Linked DNA regions of Homo sapiens: regions 1 and 2 are each linked to region 3. A link is a contact called in ENCODE Hi-C or POLR2A ChIA-PET data. All regions are on one chromosome and are shown on one strand. The core of a region is the stretch at or near the end of the contact, and the rest is flanking DNA. Distances in the headings are between cores, read along the strand shown.

Region 1 (3,185 bases), core at 648-3,147, 790 kb after region 3:
CAACAACTAATAATAAAATCCAACAATTATAACAATGTGCTAGCATCACCACTCTTGCGCTTTGGAGCCATTATTAAATAAAATAAAGGTAACTTGAACACAAGCACTTCAAAACCACCACAGTTGATCTGATAACCAAGACAGCTACTAAATGACTAATGGACCAGTGGCATAAACAGCTGCATATCCTAGACAAAGGAATAACTCCCATCCTGGGCAGGATGGAGCAGGATGGCTGGAGACTTCATCACACCAATCAGAAAAGCATCCAATTTAAAACTTGTAATTGTGGCTGGATACAGTGGCTAATGCCTGTAATCCCAGTACTTTGGGAGGCCGAGGCAGGAGGATCACCTGAGGTCAGGAGATTGAGACCAGACTGGCCAACATGGTGAAACCTCATCTTTACTAAAAATACAAAAATTAGCCAGGCATGGTGGTACACACCTATAGTCCCAGCTACTTGGGAGGCTGAGGCAGGAGAATCACTTGAACCCGGGAGGCGGAGGTTGCAGTGAGCTGAGATCGTGCTGAGAGACAGGACTAGCTGGATTTTCTAGGCTGACTAAGAATCCCTGAGCCTAGCTGGGAAGGTGACTGCATCCACCTTTAAACACGGGGCTTGCAACTTAGCTCACACCCGACCAATCAGGTAGTAAAGAGAGCTCACTAAAAAGCTAATTAGGCAAAAACAGGAGGTAAAGAAATAGCCAATCATCTATTGCCTGAGAGCACAGCGGGAGGGACAATGATCAGGATATAAACTCAGGCATTCAAGCCAGCAACAGCTACCCTCTTTGGGTCCCCTCCCTTTGTATGGGAGCTCTGTTTTCACTCTATTAAATCTTGCAACTGCACTCTTTTCTGGTCCGTGTTTGTTACGGCTCGAGCTGAGCTTTCATTCCCCATCCACCACTGCTGTTTGCCACCATCGCAGACCTGCCGCTGACTTCCATCCCTCCGGATCCGGCAGGGTGTCTGCTGTGCTCCTGATCCAGCGAGGCGCCCACTGCTCTTCCCGACTGGGCTAAAGGCTTGCCATTGTTCCTGCACAGCTAAGTGCCCGGGTTCATCCTAATTGAGCTGAACACTAGTCACTGGGTTCCAAGGTTCTCTTCCGTGACCCACGGCTTCTAATACAGCTATAACACTCACTGCATGGCCCAAGATTCCACTCCTTGGAATCCGTGAGGCCAAGAACCCCAGGTCAGAGAACGTGAGACTTGCCACAAGCTTGGAAGCAGCCCGCTGCCATCTTGGGAGCTCTGGGAGCAAGGACCCCTGGTAACAGTGCCATTGCACTCCAGCCTGGGTGACAGAGCAAGACTCTGTCTCAAAAAAACCAAAACCAAAAAACAAAAACAATTTAAAATTGCTTATTTCTGGAATTTTCCATTTAATATTTTTGGACTCTAGTTGACTGTGGCTAACTGAAACTGCAGAAAGCGAAACCACAGCTATAAAGCTGGATTACTGTAGTCTCCCGAGATGGCTTTGCCTTTCTCTTCAATTTCTTTCCTGTGTTCAATCAAATTTTGTTGCACTTCTTCCTTTTTCACTTCTTTTCATGTCAGAGTTTAGATTTCTGCTTCTAAGTTTGTGGTTTTTGTAGTATGTTCACAGATTTGTTTGAGAATATTTTATTTGGTTGGAGCACTGAGATGCCCTTTCCCTTTGCATTTGCTTTTTTGGGGAGAAGTTTTATCAACTGAAACACTTTCTTTCAAATTTTTATATTCCTCTTAAAGTAGCTTTGTGTAGCATTTGATTCATTTCTATTCTTGAGCATAGGGTTCTTGGGTTCTTAGTTTAAGAGCATTCACTTCTGCAGATTAGTAAAGAGGAGCGCCTATAATGGACGGTGTTACGGTGGAGTTGTTGGGTGGGGGTTGGGTTGCCGTGCCTTGTTTCTCTTTCATTTCTCTAGAAGCCTCAATTTTATCCCCACTTCCTTCCTTTCCTCTTGCTGCCATGCCTCCAAGAGGTGTCGTTCTTTTCTCTGTCTCTTCTAGGAGCAATGCTACTCTGAAGCTGCTGCTTGTGGCCCCTCTCACTTTCATACAGCTTCCTGTAGCTAGTTCTATAAATTACCAAGTCCTAGGCCTGTCTTTGTACCTGGCAACGCTGAGGACTTTTTCTGAGGGTGATGTTGCCTGTGGTTTATTTTAACCTCTGTTCCCTTCTCCTATTTTCTCAGTCTCTTAAGCCTTTCCTTACCCAGCTCTTCCCACTCACAGGTTTGTAGCAGCAACAGGAACCATTGTAATGTGCTATTTCCTTGTATAAAGGTAATTAAAAATTCATGGTATCATCTGTCTTGCGGTAGTGCTGAAAGTGTCAGTTATGTATGGTTTCTGTGTATATATATGTGTGTGTGCATGTGTGTGTGGAGTCCTTTTGTTCTTACAGCTTTTGGGGAGGACATGCGGAGAGATTTAGATTTGGACAGTTGCCATTATCTTCCAGACCCAGAAGCTCATCTCATTTAACAATAATCTTAAAAGGCTATCATTCTCCCAACTTTACAAATGAATAAGCTAAGTCTTAGTGAAACTAAATAATTTGCTTAAAGGCACATAGCTACTAGTAATGTGAGAACCAAGATTCCAACCAAAGTTTGAGTTCAAAGTTCATTCAAGCTCTTTCTACTACATAATACAACCTATACTCTCAAATACAAAATGCATTTTCAGCTCTCATTTAGTTCTCACCTCCCAAGCAGTAGAGGTTCTTTACTGGTGTTCAACCACAAATAGTCATGAAACCCTTAGCTTCCTGGAAAAAAATTGAACAAAACAAAACACACACCCATTTTTCCACCTGCATTCCCTATCACAGTGAATGGAAAGCTGACAGTATTTAGGTGGCTACCCAAGGCAGAAACCTGGGAGTCATCCAAGATGCTGCCTCCTCAAGTACTTCTTACAACTGGACACTAAATGCTGTTTATTCCATCTCCTAAATCACTCTCAAATTCATCCCTTGTTTATCAGGCCTACAGTCATTATTTGAGTTCACACTAATCATTTCTTGTTTTATTTCAGAAGCCTCCTACGTAAACTCAGTATCCCTAGTTTCAACTCTACAACACTCTCACCACCATTACCCAATGCCTACTCACAAGCAAGTGTATATGTAAGTACATGCACATACATTCAGATTCCCTTCATTTACTCTCTCCTCCT
Region 2 (3,510 bases), core at 35-2,534, 660 kb before region 3:
ACCTCGTGATCCGCCCGCCTCGGCCTCCCAAAGTGCTGGGATTACAGGCGTGAGCCACCGCGGAGCAGGGCAGTTTTAAAGTTGACTTCTGAGAGCATCAGATTTTGGATAGTGTCCTTTCTCAGGTCCTGTTTCCTTGTCTCCTCATCCCATTTTAAAAGCCAGACACATAAACCCCGGCACTCCTTTAGCGAAGGGCTCAGTGAGGGCGTTTTTGCCACCCGTGGCCAGGGGTCATTGGGTCAGCAAAGTCAGAGGAAACCTAGAAAGGCAGAAGCCCAGGAGGTTGACGCCCTGCGGGTCTAGGGGCCAGGTGCTGGGTGTCTCTCCTTTCGTGTGCGGTTCCCAGCAGCAGGTCCTGGTGGGCGCAGACTGACCGGAGAGGTGTGGCTCGCCCCCTCCCCAGACCCCGAGGTGGCAATGAAACCTCCATCTCCTGGCTTGATTCCTTGTGCTATAAAAAATCTTCCACTGGCCCTTTGCATCTCTCGCCCTCCATCCCCCAAAGCCACTATCGGGAGGGGACAAAAATAATTTCTGAGGGGCCATGGGCACTAAAACCACAGCAGACAGAGGCTGTGTCTACCTGAGGAACTGGAGAGGTAGAATTAGAGGGGGAGGCTGGGCATCCTCGGCGGCGCCCCCTCCATCCAGCGTGAAACCCACGAGGCGCGGCGTCTCGAGTGGCGGGCGGGCAGGGGGCTGCAGGATTCACGAAGCCACCTCCGCCGGGGACCGCCTTCTCTCGGAGTGGCCTCCCCTCCGGCGTTCCGCTTTAGTAAGACGACACTCAGGCCAAACAGCCGCCCCCGGCCAGCCCGACTCGGCTCTGGAGGGAGCGCCCCGAGGGAGTCCAGCCGGAGGCGGAGAAGGCCACTCGGCCAGAAGGTGGGGAGCCGCCGGCGTCCCCTCGCACCTCCGTCTCCACAGCAGGGGGAAAGGCCCTGATCGCCGTGGTCCACACCACCGCGTCCACCTGAGGCTCGCCTCGCTTCCTGGGTCCCTAGAGGGGTGGCGTACTCCGCTTTCTCCTGCCCCCAAGTGGCCGCACCCCTCCGCGGGACGCTTGGTTGGGTCCAGGGCGGGGCGGGCGGGCGCTCCCCGTACTGCCGCGAGCTCAGCGCGCAGCTCCCGCGGCTCGGCTGCCGCCGCGGCCAGTTGGGGCGGGTCGGGGGCGGGGTCTCAGGGGGCGGGGATTCGGGGGGGCGGGTCGGGTCGGGAGGCGTGGGTGGGGGGCGGGGCGGACGCGGAGCGCCCCTCTGGCTGGCGGGGCCAAGGGGCTGAGAGGAGTGGGGCAGGCTCGGCGCCGGTAGGAAGAGTCAGAGGGGTGACCAGAGAGCCCAACGCCTGGTGCTCAAGACTTTCTCCGAGGTATGAACAAGAACCAGGCGTCTGGGCCCTTTCCGCTCGCCCCATCGCTCAGCCGCCGCGCCCCGGACGCCCGCTGTGCCCCCTGCCGGCGGGGCGGCGGCGGGACTGGGTTTCGGGAGGGTTTCTGGAAGTCGCGAGTCCCAGCGAAGGCAGTGCACCGCTCTCCGCCTCTTTCTTCGCCTTCTTCTCGCTCCCTTAGCTCTGGGTGTCGGGCACCGGTGGTAAGGTCGCTTCTCCGTGAGTCGGAGGTCGCTCACTCTGGGACGGGCGGACGAGGCCCTAGGGCAGCCGAGCCCGGCAGCGGGGGAGGCGTGGAGCTCGGGGCGGCTTCAGCGGCGGGGGCGGGAGGCTGGTCCTGGCTGCAGACTGCGCGCCTGGGCTCCGTGCGCGGTCCCTGGTTCTCTGCATCGCGGAGGTCCCCGGATCACAGGGCTCCCTGGCGGGCCCCGGCACCCAGGTCTGTGTCGCTGTGGCTGGGCGCCGGGACTAGCACCCGAGTCCCGCGCTCCCGGGGGCTGCGCCGTGCCGCCTGTTGTGCGCGCGCAGAGGCCGGACAGCCCGGCTGCGGGAAGGGACCCGAGCGCAGGGTCTGCCCCGCGTCCCGGAAAGTGCCTAGTCTGCGGAGCCGGAGGTTGAGCTGGGGCAGATCGGCGCCAGACGGGGGCCTGGGTGAGATACGAGTTGGGGGTGCGGCCTGCAGAATTTGGGTTTCTGGAGGAGCTTACGGCGCGCTGGCGGAGCCCCAGGCGAACAGGAGCACCGGATTCGGCTCCGGGAGGGCCAGGCACTGTCAGGTATGGACAGCTGCGGTCCACCCGTGTAAGTGTAAAGTCTACAGAGATTAAAACAACACCTCGAGTCCTGGGACAGCATAACCTAATGGTGCGGGCGTTTTCTTAAAGGCACGAATAGATGGGAAAATGTCAAAATAAGCATATTTTAAAGTTGAAAGCTGGCAGATTTTCAGGCCGTGTAGTTGTGTAGCTAGTGTCCAAAGAAATATTAGCTCGTTTTCCCCCTTAACACCTTTTCATTTTTATTTTTTTACGCAAAATCTGTTTTGCCAGTATTTCCCTCAGGAGCTGTGCATTGCTCACAGCAGGGAAGGAAAACTTCAGCAAGCGTTCTCAGGTTGCTTCTGACTTCCAGCCTGTGCTCTCCAGCATTTCTGAATGTGGAGAAAAAGTATCTCTTGCTGGATTTTCCGAGTATGATTCCCTTCTGTTCTTCTCTGGGACCGGGCAATGTTTGTTTATGGGTTTTATAAGCATCTATTTAAATTTAGTTTTTGCACGAAATACTCCCTCTTGCCACAGGGTGTAGTTTGGGGTTTAGAAAATGCTGTTGGAGAAAGCTGCTAGTGGCTTCATTTTCCAAGAATGTAAGTCATTTCCTTTCTGTGATTTCAGGGAGTTGATATTTCACAGCATCAAAACTTTGTGGGGAAAATTTTCCGTAATACATCTGTCATTAAAAAGGCTTGTGACTTTTGGGTTTCCTTCTTAGAGCAGTGCATGAATTTAGGTTCAGCAGTGTTAAAGGATGAGAAATTTTTTTTTAGAATTTAGAGCATTATGAGACTATTGTAGAAATTTTAACTACCAGGACCTACAGGATGGAGAGTGGGGGAGGGGAGAAGACCAGAAGAGAGGCAGGAAAACAGATGCCTTTGCTGATGTCCTTTGTAGTATAAAACTTAACAGCACCACAGCACCTAATCATTTTCTCAGGTGTGGCTTTGAGAAATAAACGTTTTATGTTAAAAATGAAAATACTTCACAATATGAGACAGCTGGCATTTGAATACTTTTCCCAGTATGTTTGTAAACATTTTGGATTCATATTTCATATTAAAATGGACATTTAGTAGGATTATTAGATGAAAAGGGTCCCCCAGGGGATATCTAATATCAAATTATCTGCAGGACATCTTCTCCAGAAAGCAGACTGACTGTAATATGAACTAATTTTCCCCCCTTTGAGTTGCTTGCAAGAATCTCTGAGATCTGACACTGATGGGCTACAGTAATCAGCAGTTCTTGCAGTACTCAAGACATTTTAAGGGGCAGGAAATCTTTCCTATTTCCAGTATCTCCTTTTTGGGGGCAACAAGGGTAAGCTGCTAGTTTTAAGTACATA
Region 3 (3,237 bases), core at 358-2,857:
GTTTTCCTATTAAGAAATACTTCTGATTTAAGTTTGATGTTTCCCCATTGCTTGGGGTGAGATGGGGGAATGTTGGAGTAGGGGAATAGTCAGAGATGGATGGCAAAGATTGGTAATAAGTTGTTACTGACCTGCAGAGTTTACAGCTTGAAAGAAAAACTGTAGGAGTTAAGATCCTCTTTCCTAGGAATCCATGCCATGAGAAGTTTAGGGATTGAAGTAGTGCCTGCTGACATGTGAAAACCGGCCTGTAAACTTTGCAAGCGATCCAGTAAATTATGCTTGTTCTAGTGGGAACCACCCCCCCCAACTCCGCATTCCAATCCCCAGGCCAGAATCATCAAAGTTGGCAAAAAATATTCATGGAGAGTAAGCAGGCTGTAGCAAGATAGGCTCTTCAGCAGGCAATCTTTGCTTCCTCCCACGTTATGACTGTCTTTCTTGCCAGTTCCCTAGGCAGATCAGACCCTTCACTTCCCAGTTGGCCTCCCTTCCCCAAGTGAATGTGACTTCTTACAGAACACAATTACCTATGTTGTCTGCCAAACTGGATTTTGTTTTGTTTTGTTTTGTGTTAAATATCAGCCCATTTTCACGACTCTGCAATTATGACAATATGTGGTAGGAAACCATTACTGTCAGCTCCAGTCTGAAACTGGCCACTTACCAATACACTTTGCCAGGAACAAGTCTTTCTGGATGGATACTACGTGGTTAACAACATGTAAAGATAAACGGCTAAACAAAATATCAACATTTTCTTACAAGGCTCAGCTTAAGGACAGAACAGTGATGTGCAATGGTTTTCATGTTGTATCCACAAACACAATTCTGTATAAGACACACTCCTCTTTTTTTAATGGTTGCTTAAACAAGTGGTTATCCGTTATGCTGTTGACATAGGAAACGGTGAAATGCTAGTAACCGAATCAAAGCGGCAGTGCAACAGGCCGCTCGGTGGTGCGCATTGTGTGGTTTGGTTCCTTGGATGGACACACTTGCTTTACGCTTCATCCCAATTTTTGTCCCAACCTCTTAGTGTATCTTCCTGGGAATAGTAAAAACAAAGCAAAACATTCTGGTCTTACTTCAAGCTGCCTTTGCACTGTTATTCCCTTGTTCCGCTCATTTCACGGGATTGGGTTCTCCTAACTTCATTGTTTGGTGAGTTGCTTTGCTTTGCTCGTTGCCCCGATCTTCTGTGTATTCTGCGCAGACCCCGCAAGTGCTCCTGCACTCCCTCCCAGCCCTCTGCTGGGGCTTAACGCTTCCCAGCCGAGGTCAGACTGCCGTGCGCTTCGAGTACCGGACCCCGAGGAAGCGAGAAACGCCGCTCCCGCCGGTCGCGGGCAGCTTCAGTACACCGGCAACACGCGCGCCTCTGCCCAGTGCCGCGCCCAGCGGGTGCTCAGACTCCTTCTCTCCCTCCCCGCCGGCGCGCCCCAGGGACTCGGAACGCCCCCGCGAGTGTGACGCGTCCTGCCTCCCCTGCAGCTCGCGGACACTCGCACTTGCAAGGCCTGGCCAGCACTCTTGGGCCCGCCCCCCGACAGTGCGGGGGCGGAGACGACGGCTCCCCTAGGCTCTGGCTCCCGGCCTTGGCCGGCGCGGGTAGGCGCGGGAGCCTCGAGCGCCGCTCGGATGCAGCAGCCGAGCCGCCACTCGGCGCGCGGCGGGAGACCCAGGGCAAGCCGCCGTCGGCGCGCTGGGTGCGGGAAGGGGGCTCTGGATTTCGGTCCCTCCCCTTTTTCCTCTGAGTCTCGGAACGCTCCGGCTCTCAGACCCTCTTCCTCCCAGGTAAAGGCCGGGAGAGGAGGGCGCATCTCTTTTCCAGGCACCCCACCATGGGCAATGCCTCCAATGACTCCCAGTCTGAGGACTGCGAGACGCGACAGTGGCTTCCCCCAGGCGAAAGCCCAGCCATCAGCTCCGTCATGTTCTCGGCCGGGGTGCTGGGGAACCTCATAGCACTGGCGCTGCTGGCGCGCCGCTGGCGGGGGGACGTGGGGTGCAGCGCCGGCCGCAGGAGCTCCCTCTCCTTGTTCCACGTGCTGGTGACCGAGCTGGTGTTCACCGACCTGCTCGGGACCTGCCTCATCAGCCCAGTGGTACTGGCTTCGTACGCGCGGAACCAGACCCTGGTGGCACTGGCGCCCGAGAGCCGCGCGTGCACCTACTTCGCTTTCGCCATGACCTTCTTCAGCCTGGCCACGATGCTCATGCTCTTCGCCATGGCCCTGGAGCGCTACCTCTCGATCGGGCACCCCTACTTCTACCAGCGCCGCGTCTCGCGCTCCGGGGGCCTGGCCGTGCTGCCTGTCATCTATGCAGTCTCCCTGCTCTTCTGCTCGCTGCCGCTGCTGGACTATGGGCAGTACGTCCAGTACTGCCCCGGGACCTGGTGCTTCATCCGGCACGGGCGGACCGCTTACCTGCAGCTGTACGCCACCCTGCTGCTGCTTCTCATTGTCTCGGTGCTCGCCTGCAACTTCAGTGTCATTCTCAACCTCATCCGCATGCACCGCCGAAGCCGGAGAAGCCGCTGCGGACCTTCCCTGGGCAGTGGCCGGGGCGGCCCCGGGGCCCGCAGGAGAGGGGAAAGGGTGTCCATGGCGGAGGAGACGGACCACCTCATTCTCCTGGCTATCATGACCATCACCTTCGCCGTCTGCTCCTTGCCTTTCACGGTAAGTCACTCCCTACGTTTCCACAGCCCGGCTCTGCTCAGCCTTCTCATGCTCTCCCCTGACGCCTCCACCCTTTCCACCGCCCTACAAACTTTTTGCAACTTGTAAAAATATGTCCTAATTTGTAAAGATCTGTAGCCTTCCCCACTAGTTTCCCCTCCTCTTTAGCCCACTTCCTTATCCTGGCTTATGGGCGTTGCTAGGCTAGAGTTTCTTATACAATAATACAGACCGTCCGAAAGGGAGTCCTGGGCCTCAGCTAAGCTAGCCAATCTCCTCATCCTAGCCCTGGGCAGTGTCCCTTTCTCGCTGTTGCCTATCTTGGCTTAGTAATTGAGAAAGAGGCAGCCCCTTCCACCTTAGGATGGCTGTCACTGTTCCAGCCTGACGACCTGGAGCTGCAGTTTGCTGCCCTGTACCTCTCATCCACTGGTGCTGGTTCTCCATGCTTGCCTTCTGTTCCTGCCAGGGCAAAATGTAGTACCCAACCCATAGCATTCCAGCTGCCATTGAAAATGGTCCCAGATGAGAAGGGTCCCTGAAGCAGAAG

Evidence for each region. Hi-C counts contacts between places; a loop is a spot of excess contacts on that map. ChIA-PET counts read pairs that join two places held with the same protein, here RNA polymerase II (POLR2A). Pooled maps may share reads with other maps.
Region 1: a loop to region 3 is called in a pooled map, with 4 times the contacts of the local background. The contact joins the enhancer-like site here to the promoter of PTGER2 in region 3. A Hi-C loop is called at or near these places in 1 of 37 single-sample maps with no recorded cell type and 4 of 50 pooled maps.
Region 2: a map of naive thymus-derived CD4-positive, alpha-beta T cell shows a loop between it and region 3 (4-fold over the local background). The contact joins the promoter of FRMD6 here to the promoter of PTGER2 in region 3. A Hi-C loop is called at or near these places in 1 of 168 maps with a recorded cell type or tissue (naive thymus-derived CD4-positive, alpha-beta T cell) and 8 of 50 pooled maps. POLR2A ChIA-PET finds 5 or more read pairs at or near these places in 2 of 52 experiments (T-cell and activated T-cell).

What each region holds. Positions count from the first base shown.
Region 1 is chr14:53,107,219-53,110,403 of GRCh38, forward strand. The region is part of intron 1 of DDHD1 (DDHD domain containing 1); the gene reads right to left. Among named protein-coding and RNA genes, the nearest start is that of DDHD1, 45 kb to the right of the region's middle. RefSeq lists an enhancer at 1,798-2,097. Within about 2 kb of position 1,898, at least 8 of the 41 ENCODE cell types and tissues checked have a DNase peak (open chromatin) inside an H3K27ac peak, as active enhancers do.
Region 2 is chr14:51,650,626-51,654,135 of GRCh38, forward strand. FRMD6 (FERM domain containing 6) reads left to right here and starts at 1,285. Exons shown (of 14, transcript NM_001267046.2): 1 at 1,285-1,371. FRMD6-AS1 (FRMD6 antisense RNA 1) reads right to left here and starts at 1,119. Exons shown (of 1, transcript NR_037676.1): 1 at 1-1,119. RefSeq lists an enhancer at 288-906 and silencers at 879-948, 1,079-1,528, 1,739-1,828, 1,839-1,898, 1,909-2,058.
Region 3 is chr14:52,312,705-52,315,941 of GRCh38, forward strand. It overlaps PTGER2 (prostaglandin E receptor 2), which reads left to right and starts at 1,608. Exons shown (of 2, transcript NM_000956.4): 1 at 1,608-2,687. The coding sequence starts at 1,845. RefSeq lists enhancers at 838-1,398, 1,399-1,958, 2,193-2,342, 2,363-2,502 and a silencer at 1,563-1,672.